Regions from separate parts of the Homo sapiens genome. Here all the other regions are linked to region 2. A link is a contact called in ENCODE Hi-C or POLR2A ChIA-PET data. All regions are on one chromosome and are shown on one strand. The core of a region is the stretch at or near the end of the contact, and the rest is flanking DNA. Distances in the headings are between cores, read along the strand shown.

Region 1 (3,459 bases), core at 496-2,995, 140 kb before region 2:
GAAGTCTGCAATATGGAGTCACCTTGCCCAGCTAAGGAATTATCCCTCACTGATTTCCTTAATAGAGAATACTTCTAGCTAGCTAGCAAGTTCAAACTTTTCCCAGTTTTTAGCCCTTCATTCTGCCTGTTTTTTTGGAGCTGTTCTACTTCTGACTGAAGTTCCCTATTCTTGGGCTGAGCTAAACCATCTCCTGGATTCCTGAACTCTGTCTTCTTTTGGCCTTTAATATCAAAGACCTTTTCTATCTTTATTTTTTTCCTGGAAGGCTTCTGTTTTTCTCCTAGCTTCTTGCTTTCCCTGTGATCTTTTGTGCTTTTAGAATAGATCTTTTTCCAGATGTTCTCCCAGGCCCATATATACCCAATGTCAAATCACTTTTTATGTATACACCAAAAAGGCACTCAATATTAGGACCTATCCCATATCCAGGCACACAGTAGGGAACCGTACTCCAAAGTGACTATCTGCTAGGCCAGAAAAGACCAAGATAACCTTGTTAGTCTCCTTACCACTTAGAAATATTGTTATGGTTTTAGAATCTATTTTTACAAAAATGGTTTTCTCTACCATATATAAATCCATGAAAAATATTGATGTTAATATTCTTTCATTCCTGAGTTTAGTCAAAATCTTGGGGTAATTAATCAACTCCATTAAAATGGAAAATTCATAATATATCCTCTGGGAAAACTACTTTCACTTTTCAGGGATTGATATTTCTCTATTATTTCATGTACTTAATATTTCCAAAAATGAATGCTTTGTCTATTCAATAACTAACATATTTCTCCCAAAGTATTTTTCTTCCAAACATATTATCAACTCTGTGGCAGAATGTTTTCACAGTAGTTATCTTGTTTGCTGCCCTCTGTTGTCTACTGCACACACAGACAATTTTATGTGTGAAGAAAACATGCCTGAATTTCTATATGGTTGACATTTTTACTTTTGTTTGCAATATCTGAGTTTTAACTAAATAGTTCTCTCCCTCCTCTGTTTTTGTACCCTTTAAGATTCCTACCAAAATTCTCTTCCAGAGACATATAGGGATTTTGTCCCTCCGTGCCTTTATTATTTAAATTGCTCGTAAGTCAGGAATAAGTAGAAAAAAAGCAAATATAGGGAGGGTGTCTGTGCCCCTACTGCCCACTTGCCCTATCCTCAGCCACCAATACTATCACTGCTCATGGGAGGGTAAAATGAATAAAGGGAAAGGTGGAAATCTATAGAACAGAGTCCCCCAAAATCATGTGAATTTTAATTAGAACCCAGGACTCCTGACTCCCATCTATTGAATTTCATCTTTTGTAGGTGCTTTGTTCACAGCTCTGATACAGAGCACCCCAAGGAAAAAGGAGCATGCCTGGTCTAGTGGGCATTAGCTCTCCTGCCATTCAAATCCCCAGATCCTCTCCCACTTTGTACTCTAGTGTTTAACCTTTCCGGGTAGAAGATCAATACAAATTCTTCATTGTTAAGAATCGATGGCTGTCCTGTGGCATCATTGCCATCTAGTTCTGCTGAGAAGCTCAGTAAATCTCTCCAGCTGCTTCTAAAGCTTGGTTTGTCGTCTTCAGTTGCTTTCATTTTTAATGCAGATCACTTTGGTTTCTGTTCCCCTGGGGCTTGCAGATAAATCTTGGCAGACATGTTCAAGGTCTACAAATGAGATGCTGGAAAAGGGCCAGCCCACCCAGAATTTAGTTGTAATGGATGAGACACCCCCTTGGTTCCACTTAAAGACTGGGCTATTCGTTTCAGTATTTATTGGTGATTACCTCATATAGTACCTAGGTGGGAAGTTCCCAGGACAAAGTTCCTATGGACAAAGAAGGCCGAAAAGTGAGCTGTGATCCAGAAGCCTGCTGGCTGACTAAGCCTTTCTTGTAAATAGGCAGAAGTCACAGATTTACTCTGATCCTTCAAATGCATAATGAAGAGAAAAACTAGATAGTTAGTTGCCCTGGATCAGGAAAGTCTGGCGGGAAACCTCTGCACTGCTTACTTACAAACCAAGTGAAAAATTACCTGCCTGATTTTCTTTTATTAATAAATAAATATATTTATCATATTGTTGAACGGCATCCTACTAGGAGTGATCTGTAAATATTTAATGTTAGTTAATGATCTCCTTCTCCCATAGTCCTTTGCTCATGCTGAGTGTTTGGCTGTATCTCATCTCAACTCCCCTTAATCTGAGGTTTCCTAGGGGCAATATCAGAACCCTGGTTTCCATTTGCAGCAAAAACATGGGTACCTCGGAAAAAATAGAGTCCTTTTAACTTTGATTTCTCCTCTCTTTGATCAGTAGACTATGCCAGTTACTACCAGGGCCTATGGGATTGCCATGGTGACCAGCCAGATGAACTGTCCTTCCAACGGGGTGACCTCATCCGTATTCTGAGCAAGGTAAGGACAGAAAGTGTGGGGCTTAAATAGAAAGTCAATTTTTTCATTCTTGATTTAGTCACCATAAACAGAATTATTCCATGTCATACACTTCCCATGGCTCCCTCACAATATAAATTCCCATTTATTCATAATTGTTAGGAAAAGTTTTAAATGAAAATCCAGATTCAGGAACCATTTTCACATTTAAAAATACAAGGCTAGGCCGGGCGTGGTGGCTCACGCCTGCAATCCTAGCACTTTGGGAGGCCGAGGCTGGTGAACTGCCTCAGCTCAGGAGTTCAAGACCAGCCTGGGCAACATGCTGAAACCCAGTCTCTACTAAACTACAGAAAATTAACCAGGTGTGGTAGCACATGCCTGTAGTCCCAGCTACTTGGGAGGCTGAGGCATGAGAATTGCTTGAACCCGGGAGGCGGAGCTTGCAGTGAGCTAAGATCACGCCACTGCACTCCAGCCTGGCGATGGAGCAAGACTCCATCTCAAAAATAAATAAATAAATAAATAATAAAAATAATAAAATAAAAAATGCAATAAAATTGGTATTATACCAAAACCATGCCAATCAAAATTTAATCTTTCTCAGGGACTTGTGCTTAAAGGTCATCACTATGTACATAATTTATTACCATGTAATACTATTGAAAACATTCTGGCTAGGTAAGCTGCCTTCTTATTTCATTTATAGATAAACAAGACTGTAACATAATTATGTATGGGGGAGGAGTCAGAGCTCGTTAACTCAATTGGTTTGAGCAATTGCTGATAAGGCCAAGAGAGTGAATTCAATCCCACACAGGCCAGCTAACTTTATTCTCTTCCTCAGTCATAAGTTAACCCCTAGTTCCAGCTAACCATCTTACAAATAGTAGTGTTGACCGTAAACAAACTGGTTTTTTAAAAAAAGGATGGATTATTACAGATCAATCACTGATGTGAAGAAGATTCAGAACTCATGGGCTACAGTTTGGGGGATCAGTAGCATCATGTTGGTAAAGAAAGACCATACATATTCTATAGGTGGGCTAAAATAATAGGCTCTGTCCC
Region 2 (3,451 bases), core at 634-3,133:
TGTATCCCCAGGTCCCTCCCAGAACTGACTCCTAAGGTCTCCAGCCAGGGCTTCTGAGATGCAAAGGTTTGGCCTCAGGAGAGTCACCTTTTCTCACGGCCCTGGCCTTAACTCATATCTTAGGCATTCCTGGCCCCAGGGCCCTAATAAACCTGCTTTTGTCTTCTGCCAAGGGTCTCCTTCTCTCTTGGCCTAGGAAGTGTGTGTGTGTGTGTGTGTTCATATAAGGGCTCCTGCACTTTCTGTGGCTCATCGTGGGGATATCCAGTACCAGGGTGGGGCGTGTCCCTGTGGTTGTGTGATTGGGCAGAGATGTGGGACAAGGGAAAGGGGACTATTTAACACCATGAGGGGGTGCGACGCTGATACCACGGAGCCCCATGTGTGGCGCATACTGCCAGGTAGGGGAGAGCAAAATATGGTACCCCTATTTTGCAATGCAGTACATACATGGTAGCTCCGCTGGGGATTCCTTGAGTCATTTTTTCCATTCCCAAACTCCAGAAGGGAAGAGAGGTAAGGCTTCCTCTGAACAAACCGAGAAACAGCATGGCTATTTTTCTTGGCATGCCTGGAACCGTGGAATTCCTATCCTGGCATACATCCTGGGCACTACAGCTCTCTGCAAGCTTGCGGGTGGTGGGGGCGAGGAAGCATCGCCAGCCCCCACCGTGCACATGTGTCCTGAGCACCCTGTGCGCTGCAGAGGGTGTGAAGAATTGCAGGTCCGGAGGGACAGGAGGGTGAAAGGGTGTCGCAGGGACAAACGGGAAGGGTGGAGATTGTATAGCCTTTCTGGGCGACACGACTTCCCTTCTCTGTCGCCGTCCCAGAACCTGTTTTCTCCTTTCCACTCTCTGACGCGTACACTTTCTGCGTCCCTGTAAATGCGTCCCTGAGCTTGTCTAGCGTTGCGTCCCGGGACAGCTCGTTTCCCTCGATCCTTTGCGGACTGCAGCTGGTGGCTCACGTTCCACCCCGGCTCCACCCCGGCCCCGCCCCTGGAGTGCGCTGAGCACTGCGGGAAGCCCCGCCCCAGGAAAGCCCCGCCCCAGGAAAGCATCCGCGATCCTATGGTGCCACCTGCAGGGACCGGCAGGAAACGCGCTCCCGCCGGACCGACCTGCTGACTAACTCCGCCCCCAGGGCGGACCCGACTCCGGCTCCTGAGAGTTACTGGTTGGTTTCCGACGCCGGCGACAGGACGTTGCCCTAGCAACCTGCACGCGTGACCCACCCTGCTAGTGCTGCGCCAGCGTGGGCACAGGAATTTCAGCGAAGGAGGGAAAGTGGCGAGCCGTGGACCTTAATAGAAGTTGTCCCTGCGGCTTTCAAGTCCTACATTATAAAACTGTTTAAGATTGGACATTTATAACGGGCTTGACTACTTCTGCAATTAGAGAAAATGATATAGTTATGTAAACATTTACATTGTAAGCGCTGAGTACGTAACCCGTCCCAGTAAATAATGCAAAATGGCAACTCTTGGAAGGGGAGAAAAAAAAAGAGTATTCGGTTAAATTCCGTGGAGTTCAGGGGCTAGTATGGCGACAAGAAAGGAGACATTTTCCAGAAATATTTTGGCAAATATGCGGCCACACCCAGGGCTTGGCTTCCTCCACCACCCTTAAGCGACCGCAAGGAGGGACGGGCAAATGCGCTTCTTAGCAACGCGGTCGCGCCCGCCTCGGCCCTGCTATTCCAATGTAGCAGGGACGGGAATGTAAAGGGACAGGCAGGAGGCTGGGCCCTTCACACAAACTGGCTCACCGAATCCTGTGAATTACGCGATGCTCTCCCCATTTTACGGAAGGGAACACTGAGCCTCAGGTTGACGTGTTTGGTGTAGTTTTCGCAGGGCGGGGCTCCGGATGGGGAACTGCTGGGGACAAGTGGCTTTCTCGCGCATCCCTGCCCTAGGCCCATCCGAACCCCTGGCCCACACAGTAACCGTACTAGGTTAAAAGGAAGGGGCTGAGGGGGCATGGCAATGCCGAGAGGCGACCGGAAAGGTGTCCTCGCCCGCGATGGCTGAGGGATTGTGGGGAGCGGCGCGGCTGCGAAGCAGCCGACGGACCCACGCCGCGGCGGAGAGGACAGCGCAGAGCGGGCTGCGCAGCACTGCCAGAGGACCCGGGAGGGCCGGCAAGGAAGGGCGCTGCCCCTTCCAGAGGACCCTGAGTTTGCAGGCCCAGCTTTCCGGGGGCTGAGGCGGAGACCCCGCTGGGGGTGGAGGGCCGCCGGCTGCTGTGCCCCCAGCTCCCACGTGGCGCCCGCAGCTCGGCAGAGCCGCCAGGATGACAAGCCTGGCCTGCCGCCCAGAGTCCTGCCCGCTGGCACCGGCTTCCTCCAGACTGCCTCATTAGCGCTGCCACAGGCCGGAGCCGGCGGGCGCGGAGGGGAGCGCGGAGGACTGGTTTTCGGGAAGGGCGGCCGGCGGTTCCGTGCGGGAGAGCAGCCAGGGCCTGCCTTCCAGTGTCCTGCCATCCCCAGGGCCCCTCTGCATCTTTCTGCATTCCTCCACCCCCTTGCCCTCGTGGGCGACCCTGCGGGCCCCAAGTGTATAAGGGAAGGGGGCCTCAGGGCCTCTTCTTTCCTCCAGCAGAATGGGCACCGGGGCACGTCTGAAACCCAGACCCCAGGAGCCAGGGCCCAGCCAGACGGCACGCACAGAAACACCGGCCCGGGGGCTCTGGCACGGAACAGGACGCCAGCAACAAGCAGAGCCAACTGGGGGCGCAGAGGTAGCGCGGCCTGGCCCTCGGACCCCTTTTATACCACTTAGAGCCCCGCACGCCCCCTGCCTTCCGGCTATTGGCTGGCAGGAAGGCGGGGCTGCTCGGGTTGGCTGGCATTCAGGCGGTGATGGATGGCTCCCCGCTGGCGGGACCGCAGCCGGGCTGGGCGCTTTGCAGGGCTGCAAAGATTGGCGGGGGTGGGGCCAGCCAGGCCTGGGTGTGGGGTGCAGGGGGATGAGCAGGACACCGCCCGAGGCTCAAATTTTCTGTGCCCTTAACCACCCTTTGAAACTTTGCTATATAGCGGGGGAAAAAAAAAAAATCTTACCTCTAAATTCCTACTAGATACCCTTTAACTTTGGAGGCCGATGCAGGTAATGTTGAATAATTTACCCAAAACAGTCTGGGCACAACCTTACAGACCTCCATTTCCTTCCAATTTAGGTCTCATTCATTCAACAATATTTGTTTGTTGATTCATTATTTCAAATATTTGAGTGTTTGCCATGAGCCAGGCACTGGGGAAAGAAAGAGAGAGACTGATTAGACTCCGTAGTGGGGTGAGGGTGGAGGTTAAAAGGCAGGAAGGGATTTAAGAGATATTTGAAAGTAGAAACGCCTTTAAAAATCAAATGATGTTCTTTATCTTGATCTGAGTAGTAGTAAAAAGTCACAGGCCGGGCGCAGTGGCTCACACCTGTAATCCCAGCACT
Region 3 (3,314 bases), core at 561-3,060, 240 kb before region 2:
CCATCCTGGCCAACACAGTGAAACCCTGTCTCTACTAAAAATACAAAAAATTAGCCGGGCGTTGTGGCAGGCGCCTGTAGTCCCAGCTACTCGGGAGGCTGAGGCAGGAGAATGGCGTGAACCTGGGAGGCGGAGCTTACAGTGAGTCAAGATTGCGCCACTGCACTCCAGCCTGGGTGACAGAGTGAGACTCTGTCTCAAAAAAAAAAAAAAAGAAAGTAAGAAAAGAAAAAAAGAAAAGGAAAACAGAATTTCTAAAATTAAATTGCTTTCCAGCCACAGCCTTGATTTCTTGAACTAACGGTTTCAATAGTGTATTTATTGTTATGTATAGTATAATTCGTATTTTACAGGCAACAACTATCCATCTGTTCTGATAGGTGGAAACTGTCTTTAAATAATAAAGGAGCTCCTTTCTGACACAAATGCTCTCTACCTTTGAACTAGAAATATGCAGGATGATGTTTGCACCAGCCTAACAATTTACATTAAGATCTATTTGATATAGCTTATAAAATCTATTATTTTTGCCAAATACTTCAGTTGAATAGACTAGGCTAGTGTGTGTGTGTATGTGTGTGTGTGGGTGTGTGTAGGTGTGGGTGTGTGTTTAGATTATCTCGGAAATATTTCCAGCTCACTCACAGGTTAATAATCATACAGTGATGTCAGCCAAACCAAGTGCTGACAAGGAAATGAGAGCCCTGTTCAGGAGAGAATGAGTAAATATCCCAAGAGAGGAATCAAACAGCAAGCAGTCATTTTTCATAAAGAGAAAAATCACTAAACTAAAGAAAAGAGGTTTTAAAAATAAGTTAAGTTGAAAACTTGGACAACCTAAACAGACATGCAGATGTGAAGATTCTAACAGGGGAGGCATTTGGAGCATGGCCAGCTCCCTGTTCCACCTGCCACAGGAGTTTGCCTTTGGGCAGATACAGCTCCCAAAGGTGTTTTCTCCCTAGTTTCATGGGGGGAGGGAAAGAGAAAGGTTACAGTTCGGGTGTGTTAGACACACCTCTAGCCAGAGTGGTGTTCTGAGTTATTCACATTGTTGATGACAACAATACTAGAATAAAATAAAATGTGAAAACTGTGTGCTGATTTTTAAGTACCACGTCAATATGCTTAAAAAATAATTTGAGGTTTTGTGTGTCTTTTCTGAACACAGTAACCACACACCACAGTGTCATAGCTTGCTTGCTTGCTTGCTTGCTTGCTTGCTTTTTTTTTTTTTGAGACAGGCCCAGGCTGGAGTGCAGTGGTGCGGTCTCAGCTCACTGCAACCTCCGCCTCCCAGGTTCAAGTGATTCTCCTGCCTCAGCCTCCCAAGTAGCTGGGATTACAGGCATCTGCTACCATGCCGGGCTAATTTTTTGTATTTTGAGTAGAAATGGGGTTTCACCATGTTGGCCAGGCTGGTCTTGAACTCCTGACCTCGTGATCCGCCTCCCTCAGCCTCCCAAAGTGCTGGGATTACAGGTGTGAGCCACCGCACCCAGCCATAGCTTTCTTACTAATTAAAAATTCCCAGATTTAGAGCCTTTGGAGCTTCAGTATGAACTAACTTCCCAAATTAAAACTGGATTCAGGTACGTCTGTTAACAGATTGGAATTCATTAAATCCCACCACAGACAAATCCTATAAAAAGTGTATATTGTTTCAAATAGCTGGAAAGGAGAGCAGCCTTCCCCATCACTCACCAGAGCTGTGGCTCACCCCAGTAGAGTCATGTTTTTAGCAAGGTTCCTGTGGGAGACCTGTTTATGAAAGTGGCATTTGTGATTCAGACTTCAGCTCCCCATGCCAGCTTCGGAAAGTCAAACAGATGTTTCCTCGTTGACTGCAGCATAGCTCATCACTTATCCCAAGAGGAAAATCAGAAGAGGCTGGGGACAAGTACAGTTCTGTCAGCCACAACCACAAGAAAATGGAGATGGAGGGTGTGTGTGTGTGTGTGTGTGTGTGTGTGTGTGTGTGTTTTGTAGATTTGATTAAATGTAAGTTTAAGTATTGCTTTATTTAAAGATAGAATGATTCATCATCTATAGAAAATTTTATCCTCTACCTAAATTTCCTTTTCTACTCCCTTTTCCCTCCCCATTTCCTGGCAAAGTTCAGTATCTTTATGGGTCTCTTTGGAGTACAATCTTTGTGCTTTTCAGTTTTGCCTTGGATTAATAGGTTGTCTGAAAGCAAAGCTTAGCTCCTGATTTGTTTTATAAGAATAATAAGACCAAAGTTACTTTTCATTCACACATCAAAACACATGCATACCAAGAAAACAAATAAAATGTACATTGAATCTCATATACCACAGTAATGTGGCCTGGGAATTAAACTCATTAAATGGATTTCAAAGAACTGGGTAGTATGTAGTGGAAAACAATTTTGCAGTAAGCCTGAACTAACATTAGGTAGAACATAGTAAGACCTCTTTATTTCTGATCTCTGTGTGTGTGTATATATATATGTATAAACATATATATGTATACATTTTGTATATATATATAAAGTAGTGTTGCTGATTTTTAAGCTAGATATCAAATGCTTTAGAAAATACAAAAAATCAATTTTAACCATTTCCATGTTTTTGTTTTGGACATTTATTAGATATAATCTTGCCTAATTGTAGTCTAAAGTCAGATTTTTAAGTTAGATAAAAAAAAAAAAGCTGATGTCTCTTTGCTTGGATTGAATTCCTCTAGTCCTAGGCCCTAAAACAGTAGAAGGGTTGCGGCTGGTTTAGAAGTTTCTCTGCAAATGTACGTCTCTGTCTCTCCCTTTCAGACACTCTCGTTTGCTCTCCTTTCTTGCTCTGTGCAAACGCAGAGTGGTGTCTGTGTTTCAGGAAAAGAATGTGTGTTAAAAGAACTAATGGTCCGACTGTCCATCAGACTGGGCAGCAATGGAGGTCATCTGGCGGTCAAAACCAAATAATTTCAGCCTGTTCCTAAAGCCCCTGAAGCTGTTGACTCGATGACTGGAGTTCACCGCCTCTTGTTGCTTCTGTATCCTCTGAAACCTGGGACCTTTTTTTTGGAGACAAGAACGGACATATTTTCTCCATAGCAACTGTGTGCACAGTGCCCACCATTCAGCATTTGCTCAGGTTAGCTTGGCTAAAGTATACAGTCAGTGCTCCCTCTTGATACGTGTCTGCCCTGAATAGAAGATAGATCAGATTCTAAACCTAGAGGCCCCCAAAATATTGGAAGAGTCAGGATACTTGTGCATGTTTGAAGCTCATTGTTATACAGAAAATTTAAATATTTAAAAATAGAAAATATTTGTCTGCTTTTATAAAGAGACC

What was found. A loop is a pair of places that touch in the nucleus more often than their neighbours do. ChIA-PET counts read pairs that join two places held with the same protein, here RNA polymerase II (POLR2A). Pooled maps may share reads with other maps.
Region 1: a loop to region 2 is called in a pooled map, with 4 times the contacts of the local background. The contact joins two enhancer-like sites. A Hi-C loop is called at or near these places in 3 of 50 pooled maps. POLR2A ChIA-PET finds 5 or more read pairs at or near these places in 5 of 52 experiments (H1, PC-3, Panc1 and 2 more).
Region 3: a loop to region 2 is called in a pooled map, with 9 times the contacts of the local background. The contact joins two enhancer-like sites. A Hi-C loop is called at or near these places in 2 of 168 maps with a recorded cell type or tissue (K562 and PC-9), 6 of 37 single-sample maps with no recorded cell type and 10 of 50 pooled maps. POLR2A ChIA-PET finds 5 or more read pairs at or near these places in 1 of 52 experiments (OCI-LY7).

The regions. Positions count from the first base shown.
Region 1 is chr17:48,161,422-48,164,880 of GRCh38, reverse strand. SKAP1 (src kinase associated phosphoprotein 1) reads left to right here. Exons shown (of 13, transcript NM_003726.4): 11 at 2,312-2,412. Among named protein-coding and RNA genes, the nearest start is that of MIR1203, 6.6 kb to the right of the region's middle. Within about 2 kb of position 1,745, at least 3 of the 41 ENCODE cell types and tissues checked have a DNase peak (open chromatin) inside an H3K27ac peak, as active enhancers do.
Region 2 is chr17:48,022,888-48,026,338 of GRCh38, reverse strand. It overlaps COPZ2 (coat protein complex I subunit zeta 2), which reads left to right. Exons shown (of 9, transcript NM_016429.4): 9 at 1-172. Among named protein-coding and RNA genes, the nearest start is that of MIR10226, 8.3 kb to the left of the region's middle. RefSeq lists an enhancer at 1-111 and a silencer at 1,837-1,966. Within about 2 kb of position 1,883, at least 33 of the 41 ENCODE cell types and tissues checked have a DNase peak (open chromatin) inside an H3K27ac peak, as active enhancers do.
Region 3 is chr17:48,263,414-48,266,727 of GRCh38, reverse strand. All of the region lies in intron 4 of SKAP1 (src kinase associated phosphoprotein 1), which reads left to right. Among named protein-coding and RNA genes, the nearest start is that of SKAP1-AS2, 29 kb to the left of the region's middle. Within about 2 kb of position 1,810, at least 6 of the 41 ENCODE cell types and tissues checked have a DNase peak (open chromatin) inside an H3K27ac peak, as active enhancers do.